Regions from separate parts of the Homo sapiens genome. Here region 2 is linked to region 1. Evidence: chromatin contacts called from ENCODE POLR2A ChIA-PET data. All regions are on one chromosome and are shown on one strand. The core of a region is the stretch at or near the end of the contact, and the rest is flanking DNA. Distances in the headings are between cores, read along the strand shown.

What was found. ChIA-PET counts read pairs that join two places held with the same protein, here RNA polymerase II (POLR2A).
Region 2: POLR2A ChIA-PET joins it to region 1 with 13 read pairs in activated naive CD4-positive, alpha-beta T cell. The contact joins two enhancer-like sites. POLR2A ChIA-PET finds 5 or more read pairs at or near these places in 3 of 52 experiments (H1, HCT116 and activated naive CD4-positive, alpha-beta T cell).

What each region holds. Positions count from the first base shown.
Region 1 is chr21:31,172,204-31,179,831 of GRCh38, forward strand. The region is part of intron 15 of TIAM1 (TIAM Rac1 associated GEF 1); the gene reads right to left. Among named protein-coding and RNA genes, the nearest start is that of KRTAP19-8, 140 kb to the left of the region's middle. RefSeq lists a silencer at 3,829-4,123. Within about 2 kb of position 3,913, at least 3 of the 41 ENCODE cell types and tissues checked have a DNase peak (open chromatin) inside an H3K27ac peak, as active enhancers do.
Region 2 is chr21:31,216,202-31,223,829 of GRCh38, forward strand. It overlaps TIAM1 (TIAM Rac1 associated GEF 1), which reads right to left. Exons shown (of 28, transcript NM_001353694.2): 8 at 7,205-7,390; 9 at 1,352-1,498. Among named protein-coding and RNA genes, the nearest start is that of TIAM1, 120 kb to the right of the region's middle. Within about 2 kb of position 3,115, at least 7 of the 41 ENCODE cell types and tissues checked have a DNase peak (open chromatin) inside an H3K27ac peak, as active enhancers do.

The DNA.
Region 1 (7,628 bases), core at 2,663-5,162:
TTCAAGTGGGAAAGGGCATTGTTCTCACTCCCATACTTGAGGGCCTTCTCTAAACACTCCCAGCTTAAGAAGTGTAGACAACAACATGGTCAAGTTTGTTTGTTTTTTTTTTAATCCCATACAAACAGAGTTTTGCAATTTCCTACTCTAGCTTCCCCTGTGCTACTCACAATAGTAGTAGGTGAGCGGCTTTCCCCTAATGACAGAAATTGGAGGAATTATCCTCTTTGTTCTGGACATTCCTGTCCCCACCTACTTACCAGGAAACAAAGCACGACAGCTCTGCTACCAATCAGAGAGAGAAGAAAGCTGAAGATAAGGCTCAGTCGTGGCTGGAGAAGCAGGATGCCCATCCACATCCCAGTACTGAGCACACTGCCAGGCATGCAGCAGGGGACCGGGGGAGAGGAAGAGGGCTCGGTCTAGAGAGACAAAGTCTCAGGGAATGAAGAAGCCCAGAGCAGGACTGTGGACTCTCTCAGACAGGGATCATAGGCCAAATCAAAAGCTGCTATAGAGCCCGGCGCAGTGGCTCACAACTGTAATCCCAAACTCTTGAGAGGTTAGAGCAGGAGATCACTTGAGTCCAGGAGTTCAAGGCTGCAGTGAACCATGATTGTGACACTGCACTCTAGCATGGGTGACAGAGAGAAACCCCAACTCTATTTGAAAGTAAGAAAAAAAAAAACTGCGGTAACCCTGTAAATAGAATTGATTGTTGTGAACAGGTAAAATCAATGCTTTGCCTTTTAAGTTACCTACAATAATATTTTTGTGACTGCAAAAACGTTTGCAATCAGTACCTCTGACGCACCATCAACAGGACAGACAACGAGGAGATTTGGGGAAGTACAAACATATTAGTGCAGTTTACATTGAGATTTACCTTTCATTTACCCAGATTACACACATCTACTTTGGTTTCATTCAAGTCCATGTGGGACTTAAGCTTAAGGAGGAAGAAAAAAAATTCTGGCCTCGTGAGATGTCTTAACAATGTGCTCTAAGCAGACCCTCCAATTCAAACATTGACAAAGAGAAACAATTACAACACGAAACTTTTAAAAGGTCTTTTTAATGCCTGAGTTTAAATCCCTGATGGAAAAAAAACGTTTGGGGGTGGGGGCAAAAGAAAGCTTAAACACTGTCAATAAAGATATTTAGCTGGAACTCAACTGTTAGGATATAATTTTATTTTGCGTTTCAGTCATTTTACTGTTATAAGATTTTAAGAATTCCATATAAATACCCATAATAACATCAGCATAAACACTCACCCCTCCAACAAAGCTAAAAAACAAAGCAAGAAAGAAAGAGAGAGCGAGAGAAAGAGAGAGAGAGAGAGAGAGAAAAGAAAAGAAAGAAAGAAAGGAATGTTACAATTTGAACTTGGTAGACAAATAATAACTCCTTTTTAATCAAATGTCACAAAATCTCAGTTTTTGTTTCCTATAAAGAGAAATTTAAAATTCCATTAAAACTGTAGATTTAAAATAGTAACTTCTTTTTAGTCAAATGTCACAAAATCTCAGTCTTTGTTTCCTATAGAAATTTAAAAATCCATAAAAACTTACTAATCCTGTTAGCTTGTTGTGAAAGTCAAATATACATTAACAATCTTTAAAAATATCAAAATAGAGCATCTCAGTCTCCGAAACATGTTTTTTCACACGCAGGATTTGACGGTGTCATCAGTCAAATCTCACTGGAAGTTACCCCGCCCCCGGCCATAGCAGGGCCCACGCAGGCAGGCCATGTGCTGTGTGACAAGAAGCACAGCAGGCCGACAGTTTACGAGGCGCGCGTGTCTCCAAATGTTATCGACAAACAAACAGAGGACCATGTGCTGCCGGGTATCTGTGAGACTTCAGAGAATCTGAAGCCCTGGACCATATTTGTTTGTGGGAAGAGAAATCTGTGCAGTTCCTCTTCCTTTGCCGCCCCTCCCTGCCGCCTGACTGTCTTCGGTTTTCAGAATCGAGCTCCAGGCCATCTCCATGGAACATCAGACCAAAATAGAACCTCACACTTCACGGGTACTGCACAGAGGCACGTCCTGCCCATGCAGACCAAGCGGCTGTCCGTGCTCAGCACTTGGCAATTCCTCTCTCTGAAGCAAGGTGCCTTCGACTTTCACGGCTATCACAGAGGCCTTTCCTGTTCAACAAACGCTGCTTAATCTACTTCCTGCAGGAGGGACACTGGTCTGGACTGCAGAGCACAAGCTTCCACTTGGCATCAGACAGACACGCCTGAGGTTTATCAAAGGATCTGACTCTGCAACTCCAGCGCTGGCCCTAATTGCCTTTAACATGCCATAGGCCTGCTGTTAGCCACACGCACTTGGCTTTCTCCAACACCACAGCAGGAATAACCATTTTTTGAACAAGAAGCAGCTCTTGGAACGCTGGAACTTTTATTATTTTTAAAATTGTTACCTTTTTTCTCTTTTTCTTTTTTTGAGAGAGAGTTTCGCTCTTGTTGTCCAGGCTAGAGCGCAGTGGTGCGATCCCGGCTCACTGCAACCTCCACCTCCCGGGTTCAAGCAATTCTCCTGCCTCAGCCTCCTGAGTAGCTGGGATTACAGGCACCTGCCACCACTCCCAGCTAATTTTGTGTACTTTTAGTAGAGACAGGGTTTCACTGTGTTGGCCAGGCTGGTCTTGAACTCCTGACTTCTGGTGATCCACCCTCAGCCTCCCAACGTGCTGGGATTACAGGCGTGAGCCATCGTGCCCAGCCTGTTACTTTCTTTTTTAGAGATAGGGTCTTGCTTGTCTCACAGGCTGTGTGTAGTGGTATGATCAAGGATCTCTGCAGCCTCAACCTTCTGTGCTCAAGTGATCCTCCTGCTTCAGCTGCCTGAGTAGCTGGGACTACCGGTGCACACCACCACGCCTGGCTAATTTTTAAATTTTTAGTAGAGACAAGGTCTCACTATGTTGCCCAAGCTGGTCTCAAACTCCTGAGCTCAAGTAATCCTCCCGCCTCAGCCTCCCAAAGTGGTGGGATTACACGTGTGAGCCACAACGAACGCTTGGCCTCTGGCACTTTTATTGTAATCCTGTGGGCTACTCACTGAGGTAAACCAAGGCACCTGCTTCGCCCCAACTGGTCAAGTGGAATTCTAGGGACAATCACAGCACAGCTGTATAAACCACAAAAATAAAGTGAACGTGAACCCAAAGAGAGAGAGAAACAGGCGTTTGAAACTTCGGAAAGACACTAATGGTGTCACTTCAACTATGATTCTTATAATTTGCATAAAAGCTGAGGTTTTGCATAATTACTGTTACATAATTCCATTTATTTTTTCTTGGCTTTCTTCTTGATGTAAAAAGGAAAAACAAGGCCATAAATGGGGATTTGTGTTGGAATTCTCTCAATAAATGCTTTATAAAACTTTTTTTTTTGAGACGGAGTCTCCCTCTGTCGCCCAGGCTGGAATGCAATGGTACGATCTTGGCTCACAGCAACCTCTGCCTCCCAGGTTCAAGAGAGTCTCCTGCCTCAGCCTCCCAAGCAGCTGGGATTACAGGCGCCCGCCACCACGCCCAGCTAATTTTTGTATGTTTAGTAGAGACGGGGTTCCACCATGTCGGTCAGGCTGGTCTGGAACTCCTGACCTTAGGTGATCCACCTGCCTCGGCCTCCCAAAGTGCTGGGATGACAGGTGTGAGCCACTGCGCCCGGCCTATAAAACTTTTTTTTAAGAACTGTTTTACATCTAGATTTGCTTTGCTTTCCTATATTGATGTTCCCTGCAACATTTCCCTAAAAGGGTGATAGAGCTATACCTTTTAATAAATTAGGCCAGTAGTTCTCAACTGGGTAAGATTTGGCTGCCCAGTGGCCTTTTGGCAATGTCTGAAGATATGTTTGATGGGCACAACTTGGGGAGGTGGCGTACTATTGTCTCGTAGTGGCTTGCAGGGGTACTGCTAAACATCAACACACAGGACAGCTCCCCACAGCAAAGCATTACCTAGCCCAGATTGTTAATATTGCTAGATAAGATCAGTATTCAAAATAAATCACACAAGAACACAAGAGAGACTTTTTTGAAACCTCATACAAATACAGTTCTGCAACTTCCTATTCTAGCTTCCCCTTCACTGCTAAGATCTTTTTATAAAAACAGCCACTGAAGGAACTATCTTTTTGTCCTAGACATCCTTCCCTTTTTTTCCTACCAATATGTATGAAAACAAATGCTTAAAAAAAAAACCAAAACAGATGAAAGTAGCTCCAGTAAGACTGCAACCAGAACTCAGGGATGGCAAACAGCCAAGGATAGGAAACTGAGTCTTACAGAGAACACTCAGCATAGACTCTCCTTATGCAGATCCTGGCTTTCTAAGCCAACGTGGCAACCCATTCAGCAGGCTTCCCTCGTAAACCAAGGAACGGGAGAATGGAGAATGTACTACAGGACCACCTAACAAATTTTCATTACAAAAAAATCTCAATGAAGCAGATCACAAAATGTGATCAAGAAACTATAGAAGGTTTGCATGTCACCGTAAAATTCCAATTATCTTATGATTCCACCAAGACAAGAAAAAGGACAGGGAGCAGTAACCAGGAAGAGTTGGTGACCTAAGGCAGTGGCTCCCAACCAGGGCTGGACATTAGAAGCAACCACCGGAACAAATGCAGACCCAGACCCCATCCCACACTAGGTGACTCATGAGCTCTGAAAAAGGGCCCAGGAACCTCAGCATTCTAGACTACAGCATTCAGTTCTTTCTACTCGAGAAAGGAAAATATGAACAAGCTGTAATTCACAAACTTAGTTATCAGGTAATTCACCTGTTGCAGACTGAGGTGGCGTAGAAGGCAGGGAGAATACTGAAAAAGAGCAATCTCTGGTCATAGGCCAGGGAATCCTCATGTCCCCCATAAGAGAATGGCTTCAGGTACAAAACATTTATTGAGCGCTTACTGGGTAATATTCTAAATGCTTTACTTTTATGCCTCATTTGGTCCTCACAACAGCCCAATGAGATGACAGTGTGGCATTATCCCCATTTTGCAGGTGAGGACACTGAGGCACAGAGGGATTAAGCATGACCAGGTCAAGGTCATGAAGCTGATGAACATAGAAATGGACTGATTTCTGGCCAGGCATGGTGGCTCATGCCTATAATCCCTGCACTTTCGGAGGGTGAGGCAGGTGGATCACCTGAGGCCAGGAGTTCGAGACCAGCCTGGCCAACATGGTGAAACCCTGTCTCTACTAAAAATACAAAATTTAGCCGGGCGTGGTGGCGGATGCCTGTAATCCCGGCTATTTGGGAGGCTGAGGCAGGAGAATCACTTGAACCTGGGAGGCAGAGGTTGCAGTGAGCCAAGATCCTGCCACTGCACTCCAGGCTGGGTGACAGAGTGAGACTCTGTCCCCCCCACCAATGACTGAGTTCCAAAGAAATGGACTAAGTTCCAAATAACTTGGTTCCAGGCCCTAATCTTCGCCACTAGGCTGTGATGCTTCTACATAGAAGAAACAAACCTCTCTATGAGAAAGCAGTTCAGAAATAATCCAACTTTGAAAGCTAATCCCATACTCACTCAGGGTCCTTAAGGGAGGACCTGGCCAAGTCTGACCACTTGAGTTTGTGAGACTGTGGAGCTCTGCAGGACAAGCCTCCAGCAGCCAGGTAGCAGCCAGCACTCACGTGGACCCCAAGGTCCCTGAGACCCAGCAAGGCTCTCTGTCGAGGACACCAATCATCCACCTTAACTTACTCCCATCAAACCTCAAACCTGCCACTCAGGATGTTTCCTATTTTTGTTACTTCTAAATTTAGACTAAGGCTGTAGTCCATCCTGCCCGTTGTACAAAATTTTCTCGGTTGTTTTCTATTTTAACTGCAGTGGTCTGCTGATACTGCTTTATCTCTGCCCCATCACAGAGCAATCTTTCAGTTATTTTATCCTGTTTATTTGCCTCCACTTTTATCTTCCACTGTTAAGTGGGGACTAGGAAGCAGAAGCAATCAGAAGGCAGATAGGCAGAGACCCAGGTGGGGAAGTGAAATGCCTTCTCTCCACCAGCAGGTCCAATTGGGCTGCTACTTGACCAAGTATTCAGGAATTCTTTTTTTTTTTTTTTTTTTTTTTGAGACGGAGTCTCGCTATCGCCCAGGCTGGAGTGCAGTGGTGTGATCTCGGCTCACTGCAGGCTCTGCCCCCGGGGTTCACGCCATTCTCCTGCCTCAGTCTGCCGAGTAGCTGGGACTACAGGCACCCGCCACCTTGCCCAGCTAATTTTTTGTATTTTTAGTAGAGACGGGGTTTCACTGTGTTAGCCAGGATGGTCTCGATCTCCTGACCTCGTGATCTGCCTGCCTCGGCCTCCCGAAGTGCTGGGATTACAGGCGCGAGCCACTGAGCCCGGCCAGGAATTCTTCTGAAATTTACTAATTTTGAAGCCAGTTTAGAAACTTTACCAAAAACAAAAACAACAAAACAATACAGTGGCTTTACTTCCATGCTTTATTCCTGAGTCAGTCTGATTACCTAACTTGACAAAGCAGACTCTGTTCTGGAGGATTTTTCTTTTTTGATGGAGTTTCGCTCTTGTTGCCCAGACTGGAGTGCAATGGCACAATCTTGGCTCACCGCAACCTCTGCCTCCTGGGTTCAAGCGATTCTGCCGCCTCAGCCTCCCTAGTAGCTGGGATTACAGGCATGTGCCACCATGCCTGGCTAATTTTGTATTTTTAGTAGAGACGGGGTTTCTCCATGTTGGTCAGGCTGGTCTCGAACTCCCGACCTCAGGTGATCCGCCCACCCTGGCCTCCCAAAGTGCTGGGATTACAGGCGTGAGCCACCACACCCAGCCTGAAGGATTTTTGATGATTGTAAAACTACAAAATTTTAAGAAATAAAGCAATGTGGCCGCACACAGTGGCTCATTCCTGTAATCCCAGCTCTTTGGGAGGCCGAGGCGGGCAGATCACCCGATTTCGGGAGTTCGAGACCAGCCTAACCAACATGGTGAAACCCCATCTCTACTAAAAACACAAAAATTAGCCAGGCGAGGTGGCAGGTGCCTATAATCCCAGCTACTCAAGAGGCTGAGGCAGGAGAATCGCTTGGACCCAGGAGGCGGAGGTTGCAGTGAGCCAAGATGGCGCCATTGCACTCCAGCCTGGGCAACAAGACCGCAACTTCGTTTCAAAAAAAAAAGATAAAGCAATGAAAAAATGAAAAACTACATTAAAACATAAACTGGAGGACAAAATTTGAGTCATAGTTATTATCAAACTTTCAGCTCCATGCCTGGCACATAGTAAATACTTAAAAAATATCAGCTCCGAGTTATGGCCGCTTAATTGAAAAAAAAAAAAAACCTTCCAAAGATGATCCCAAAATTGCAGTTTTAATGTGTTTTAAAATAATGGCAGGGTCCATGGATTTAGCGCACAGCCTCCAAAGGTGAGCGGTCTGAAGGAGGTAACGTGGTCAGTTGTAAAGTCCAGTTGTTTAGTTTAAAACTCCACCACACAAAAGACCAGACAGCAACTGTATACACAGAAATACTCAGATATTTCTAAAATAGATATATATAAAATGCATTTTAAAAATCTTTTAAATGCATTTCAAGATTTATTCAATGCATT
Region 2 (7,628 bases), core at 1,865-4,364, 43 kb after region 1:
AGTATCACAGTCAGCTAAGGGACTCAGGGCATCAGCTTTCAGGACTAATCTCTTTTCTAAAATTCATTTCTTAAGTAAATTAATGGCTGGAACTGTCCGAGCAAACAAGGAGAGATCATTCTATCAAGTCAGTCGATGACGTCCTCTCACTTTTCACAAGGGCATGCGGTGAATAGGTCAAACTAGCAGTCTTAGTCATGACCTCCAAAATGCTGAAGGCCTGACTTTCCAGCCACCGCAGCCCACAAACTGGACATTCTTCTTCCGAAAGACTACAGATGCTCACGTTCCTTTAGTCCCTGAAATCTAAACAAGCAGTTCTGGAGCTACTCATTTCTCAAAGCCGAACGACAAGGAAGACAGTAACAACAGACAGTGGGCTTCACGGAAGTAACCCCAGCAGGAGACTGGCCTTGGCGAGTGAAGAAGTCAAATTTAATGGGCAAGAATTGGGTGGCTGTACATGGTCAGTGGACACCCGTCACGGCACCAGGCTATGTTGCGCCCTCACGACATACCGAGATCCCGTTCCAGCCCCTGGACCTGAGCAGAAGGGGGCTGTGGCAGTGGGCGAGCTCTCTCGGATTCCTGTCTCCTCATTCCAGTAGGCAGAGGATCTGCCCATTTAATGTCAGCTCCAAAAAGTCAAGGGCAGAGAATAATCAGAATTCCCTGGAGGCTGCCTTTCATCCAGTGCCAGAGGCAGCTTAAAAAGTCTCTGCATGGCCAGGTGCAGTGGCTCATGCCTGTAATCTCAGCACTTGGGGAGGCTGAGGCGGGTGGATCATGAGGGTCAGGAGTTCAAGACCAGCCTGGCTAATATGGTGAAACCCCATCTCTACTAAAAACACAAAAATTAGCCAGGCATGGTGGTGGGCACCTGTAGTCCCAGCTACTCGGGAGGCTGAGGCAGAAGAATCACTTGAATCAGGGAGGTGGAGGTTGCAGTCAGCCAAGATTGTGCCACTGCACTCCAGCCTGGTGACAGAGCGAGACTCTGTCTCCAAAAAAAAAAAAAGACTGCACTCAGGTACCCACTTGGCTTCATTGCAGAGCCCTGCTTTTTCCTGAAGACTCAGGGTGAATTGTGCGCTTTGAGTAGGTCTGTAATTAATGAGGGTTTGGAAAGGATGCAGGTGGGAAACTGCAGCTTGGTGATAGACTAATAGCAGAGTTCAATGTTATGGGTATGCATTATCTATTAAAAGTGTCTAGCACAGCTAGTTTCTTTGTGCCAACTAGTTGATTTTAAATAACACTCGGCCTCACTGAAGAAACACACACACCCCAAATTGAGGTGGCCACAGAAGTGATTTGTGCGGGCTCACTTTTCATCTGCTCTGGAACCTACCTGATTGATGCTTGGCCGTCCCTGCTTCTTTTTGGAGGTAGTATCCAGACCCCACAGAGAAGAAAACCTGCTCCTTCGCTTGCTCGCGGATCTGGACATGGCCTGAGTACGTCTTCTCACTCCAGTTTCACCAGTGCGTGCTGCCACCTGAGGATGGCAAGGACAAGCAGCCACAAGGGAGATGCATCAGGACCACCCACTTGTGCCTTGAGGTCCCCGTAAGTCCCACCCTTCAAAAAACCCTCCTCCATCATGCCAGCCAACCCTGACCCCAATGCCTAAAGTATTCAATCCATGACCCAGACATATTGGGACTTTGAGAGCCCTTCATGGATTCAGAATGGAAATGAAAAGCTGGCAAATTCAATCCTTGTTTGAAATCATCAGCAAAAATACATAATATAGGAATAAAATATATGTTCTGTTTCCAAAAATGACATGTCCTTCTGGTCACAGGCTTGAACTACAGCAAGGGAAATGAGCCAGGCTTTCTCTCCAAATGCTACAGAGCTGTTTCTGCATTCTATTGAAAAATGGTGCTAAAGCGTCAGCAACAATAGTGGAAAAACAACAGATTTTGGTTCCTGGGTTTCCAGGTTAAATCTAAAATTACCAATCTCTACTATTTTGTTTTCTTAGGATATATAAAATCACGTTTTAAAATCAGACGAGTGATCATTGGCCCCCAATATCCATTCTCTATTCCATCTTAGTCAGAAAAATCTCAAATGTAGGCCAGGTGCGGTGGCTCATGCCTGTAATCCCAGCACTTTAGGAGGCAGATGCAGGCAGATCACCTGAGGTCAGGAGTTCGAGACCAGCCTGGCCAACATGGTGAAACCCTGTCTTAACTAAAAAATACAAAAATCAGCTGGGCACAGTGACAGGCACCTGTAATCCTAGCTACTTGGGAAGCTGAGACAGGAGAATTGCTTGAACCCAGGAGATGGAGGTTGCAGTGAGCTGAGAACACGCCACTGCACTCTAGCCTGGGCGACAGAACGAGACTCTTTCTCAAAAAAAAAAGCGGGGGGTGGGGAATCTCATATGTAAGTGAGCATGCAGCCACTGAGTCCAAGATGACTTATTTTCCTTGCAGTAGGGCATGGATTGGGCTTAAGTCCTGGTCAATGGCATACAAGCAAAAAATATTTGCAACTTCCAGGAACTGTGCTCAATGGGAGGGGGCTTTCTGTTATTCTTTCCGCTATCCTATCTGTTTTCTTTTTCCTGATAAAAGGAAGGTCTGTGTTGTGGTCTAGGATGTCCCTACCTAAGCCTTTTCAAGGATGGCAGAATAACAAGACAAAAGGGACTGGGCTCACTGAAGATGAAGGCACCTTACCAGACTTGCATCACTTACATGTCCTATGTTTAGGTAAATGGGAAAGAAAACTTGTATTTTTTTGTTGAACAAAAGCTAAACTCTGTCGAGGTATTACAATGTGCCAGCAACCCAGAGAAGCATTTCCTTTTTTTTTTTTTTTTTTTTTTTTTTTGACGGAGTCTCGCTCTGTCACCCAGGCTGGAGTCCAGTGGAGCGATTCCAGAGAAGCATTTCACAAGGGAACACCCTAAATGTAAATCTGTCACCAGGATAATTGCTCAAGTAGAATCTCCACAAGGACTCCAGAAAGTCCTCCCAGGCAAAACATTCAGGCTTGAACTTTATCCTACCAGGTGGCAAGCAAAGTCCCAGGAATTTAAGGGAACTTCTGCCAGAAGGTCTCCATGGGCCACCCACCCGCTCGCCTTTCAAAAAAGGGAGTGGCAGGAGGAACAGCGAGTCAGACTTGAAATGAAACTTCTCCACCCACTCTTTTGTTGCCAGAGGTGAATGTCTTGGAACCTACTTGTAGATTCCCACACAGGCAACTCCCAATGTGACAGATGCCAATTGGCAGCAATGCAGGGGATGAGGCACTGTTGGTAACATGAGGGGCCTCCCCAGCAGTCAGCGTGTTGGTTGGAAGGCACGCCCCTCTGGGGCTTCAGTACTGACAATGTAAACACCGCAGAAGCCCCACGGGTGGCAGGGACCCCTACGTACATTAAAAACAGGAATCAAAACGGCTTCTCTACAAGGGTATTAGAGGGAAGGTTTTTGGACCCAAACAAAAATAGGAAGATGAGGGAGCTGAGAGGTCTTGCATTTTGCATTTTCTCAGCTTAGCACGTTAAAAAAACAAAACAAAACAAAAAAAAACCCCAGATCAGGGCATAGAAAAATGTGGTATCCAAGACACTGGTGAGAATTTTCATGAGAAAGATCTTAATCTAAGATTACACCGGAGGTGTCACAGGGAACAAAATCACAAGACAAACACACCGTAAAATATGTAAAAATTTTCTCTTCTCTATTTTCATCACTTTCTCAGTTAAAGGTAAACAAAGGTTGTAAAAGGAATAAATTATAACATGCAGACATGCATATGCTCACATGACTATGTCAACACTGAATAAATGGTGTTAAAAATTTTTAAATTCTAGAGGAAAAAAATGTCCATTTGGCCTCACAGTCATATAGTCATTTTATAAATAAATCCAGTCATTAACAGTGACACATACATAGAGGCAACCGTATAAAATACGTCGACATATATTACTGTTTGCTTTCTTCATACACACAGCAATACCTGTACTTACTGTGTCTAGTTAATTGTTTACTTATTTCTTACCCTTCTCTCCCACAAGAATATAAGCTTCAAGAGGACAGGATCTCTGCGCTGTTCACTATAGTCCTAATCACAAGGATAAAACTGACGGATGCCAGGCACTTACATACATTTGTTGCTTGAACAAATAAATACATAAATACCACAAAGCAAAAGCACATCCTATATAACACGGTGACAACAATGGGTGCATCACACCAACACGGCACATGTATACATATGTAACAAACCTGCACGTTGTGCACATGTACCCTAGAACTTAAAGTATAATGTAAAAAAAAGAAAGAAAAAAGAAAACTCTTCAGTTTACAATTTCCAGACAAAGACAGCATGAAAGAGAAATTCATACACCCATAAATATTCTCAGTTATCAGCTGACTAGTTAGTTTAGTCTGTTTAACAAACACTTTACTTAAGTTTCTTATAAGCAGTAATTCTAAATTGCTTGGGGCCTTGTAAACTGCAAAAGTAACCACTATCCCCAAGACAATAATGACTCAAAATGAGCAAAGGGATTTAGAAAAAGGGCTGGCAGAAGAACTGCTGGACCAGAGCTCAAGAGTTTCCCAATGATCTTTGCCCAGACAATGCCTCCCTTTGTGGCCTGAACCTGATTACTCTATCATTCTGCTCATCTGTGCAAACAAGAACAATGATAACCTTCTTTCAAAGAGTACAGCGAGGACCCTTCAGTTAATTACTGCAAATCACTCAGCATTATGGGAAGCTTTCTCAGTGAATGCTACTTCAATTGTAGCTCCCCAATCTACCCAGCCCTGTTACCCTCACACCTCCTCCTTCCTCCTCCCCCACTAAAAAGAAGAAAAAAAATTTCTGGACAAAGACTAAATTGAAGAATGTTTCAACCCCAAGGAGAAAAAAAATCCCAGGGGTCAAATGACAAGGAGAGGAGGGAAAGAAAATAAGAGTTCCTAATAAATCAGACTGCAAAATTCCCTGCCCGGGATCTTCCACAGGAGCTAAAGCAACAAATAGGAACAGACACCCAACAGGCTCGCCTGACTTGTTCCGGCTGAAATGAAACCCCTCATAGAAAAGAGAAGTTGCAGGAACATATTGAAACACCCAGACTTGTATCACTGACAAAGCGAGCAAAAACCCAAGAAAGGAACAGAGAGTTGAACGTATGGACTTCAATGTTCTTTAAAACCACTGACCAAAACACCTCAGAGTAACTAACTCTCCCATCCCCATCTTCAGCTGGCCAAATTTTAATAGCCTGCCCCCCTGAAAGAAAAGTACACACACATCACAGACATTGAGATGAAGGAAATTAGAGGGTCCGAAGATGAATTATGGAAGAGTAAAACGGTAACCTTCTCAGGGAGGCTGCGCCCAGTGGCTTTGAAGAAAATAATGAAAGCATACAAGTTTTAGGGAGAAAGCAAAATTATTTTCTCCAAAATCTAGCAAGGTACAGTAAGAGGAGGAAGCCACTTCGATGCTCCGGGTTTGGTATTAATACAGATGGTACCTCGATGACATCACGAGTTCCCTTCATAAAAATGCGTCCTCAATGGATGATATTCTGACAAGGAGATAAAGAAGAATTTCTATCCTAGTTTTTTTGTTTATTTTTGTTTTGCAGAATAGGCGAACTGAGATTTGGCTAAGTTAAAAATTGGTGTCCAGGTCTCCAAGAAATAGATCTGGAGTCAAAAACTGAAAACGTTTTGTAAGTTTATTCAACACAGCACTTTGTCCCACCACTACTGAAAAAACAGGATTTAATAGCTGTATGGAGAGGTGGTAGCCAGGGAGACCAAGAGCTGAGCTGTAATTAGCAGAACAAATCAGGATGCCAGTTTTAATAACTCCAGAAATTGGTTTAAGACTTCTTTAAAAATGTAAATCTACCCCTAATTATCTGAATGATGATGCTAATCTATTTATAAAGAATACAAACGCCTCTGACTGAATTATAGCTCTGAATGCAATTGAAGGGTACAGCTGACAAAGCAAGAGAAGAACAGCACAGCTAAGGTTTTACAAAGCAGTTTCTGGAACCTGAGACTTAACATTTAATTCTCTAGCAAATGTGCTAAGGTGCAGTACATTCTAAGTGGGTGTCGACTTGGAAAGACTAAAACCATGTTACTCATACAGCAATTTTTGAGAAGGAGCCAAAAGTACACAAAGCTGCTCGCAATTTAGCAAGTACATGAAATTACAGATTATAAACACACAACACAACTATACAATCTGCCGCTCTAGAGGTCAGATGGAAATTCCCTTCCTCAAGCAATGCATATATGTTCAGCTGGCGAATCACAGAGTTCTTCGCCTTGCTCTAATGCATCGGGTATTCGTGGTCATCAAAACAATGGTAAAAATAAAGTGAAATGGAGAGCTCCAAAGAGATCTGTGTTCCATATATGGTGTATGTGTGTATGTATGTGTGTGTATATATACATACATGTACACATACATATATATATATATATATATATATATATATATTTTTTTTTTTTTTTTTTTTTTTTTTTTGAGACAGAGTCTCACTTTGTCACCCAGGCTGGAGTGCAGTGGTGCGACCTTGGTTCACTGTGACAACCTCCTCCTAGGTTCAAGCGATTCTCAGGCTTCAGCCTCCTGAGTAGCTGGGATTACAGGTGTATGTCACCACACCCAGGTAATTTCTGTACACTTAATAGAGACAGGGTTTCACCATGTTGGCCAGGTTGGTCTCGAACTCCTGACCTCAGGTGATCCACCTGCGTCGGCCTCCCAAAGTGCTGGGATTACAGGCATGAGTCACTGCGCCCAGCCTGAGAATGCATTGATGTATGAGAGTGAGCACTCCACTCACCATTCCCACCAAGTTTATATAAAAAATATGTATTTGGGTTCCAAACATGACACTGTCTAAAGATGACAAGAGCTATCAACAAATACTACATGTGAACAGCGCTGAAGATGGTACCCTTCATATTTCCTTTGCACAATAGCTTAGGCCCCCCCATCAAGAGATAGATGCTTAAGTAATATATTCCAGACAGGTTTAAATGGAAATTTGCATCCACTGCAAAGGGAGGGCATTTCAGAAATCCATACACAGCAGGAAGCTCGAAAAACACTTAGGAGACTCTTGTCAAGTCCTGCTCAGGATTAAGCGTCAAGCTTAATGTTTTTCAAAAATTCATTAGCTTCTACTCACCAGGGCATGAAACGATGATACCGAAAAGATTCCAAGGCGGCCCATGGCCACTTTCGTTGGTCGACTTGCAAAAGCGAGAAGCCTTTTGGGGTTTGGCAGCTCCCCACCCTGAAGGCTGGCTAAATAACAGCGGAAACGAAACAGGTCCATTTGGAACTGCTCGAGATTTTGCTCCCAGACAAAGATCTATGGTAGTGAAAACACGGGAAAAGAAAAAGTGAGAAAATGGGAAACAAATGCTAATATCTTTATCCTATACAGATCTATATGTCGTAAAGGCATTCATTATAATCCTAAGGAATAAACAACAGGTACCTAAGTTTCTTAGTTACTTATGTTTCTTCTGCAAGATCTATAGCCATAAATTCAGCATCATAAATAGAAAGTGACAAGTTCCTCTGTTCCCTCCTATCTTGGAGTTCGT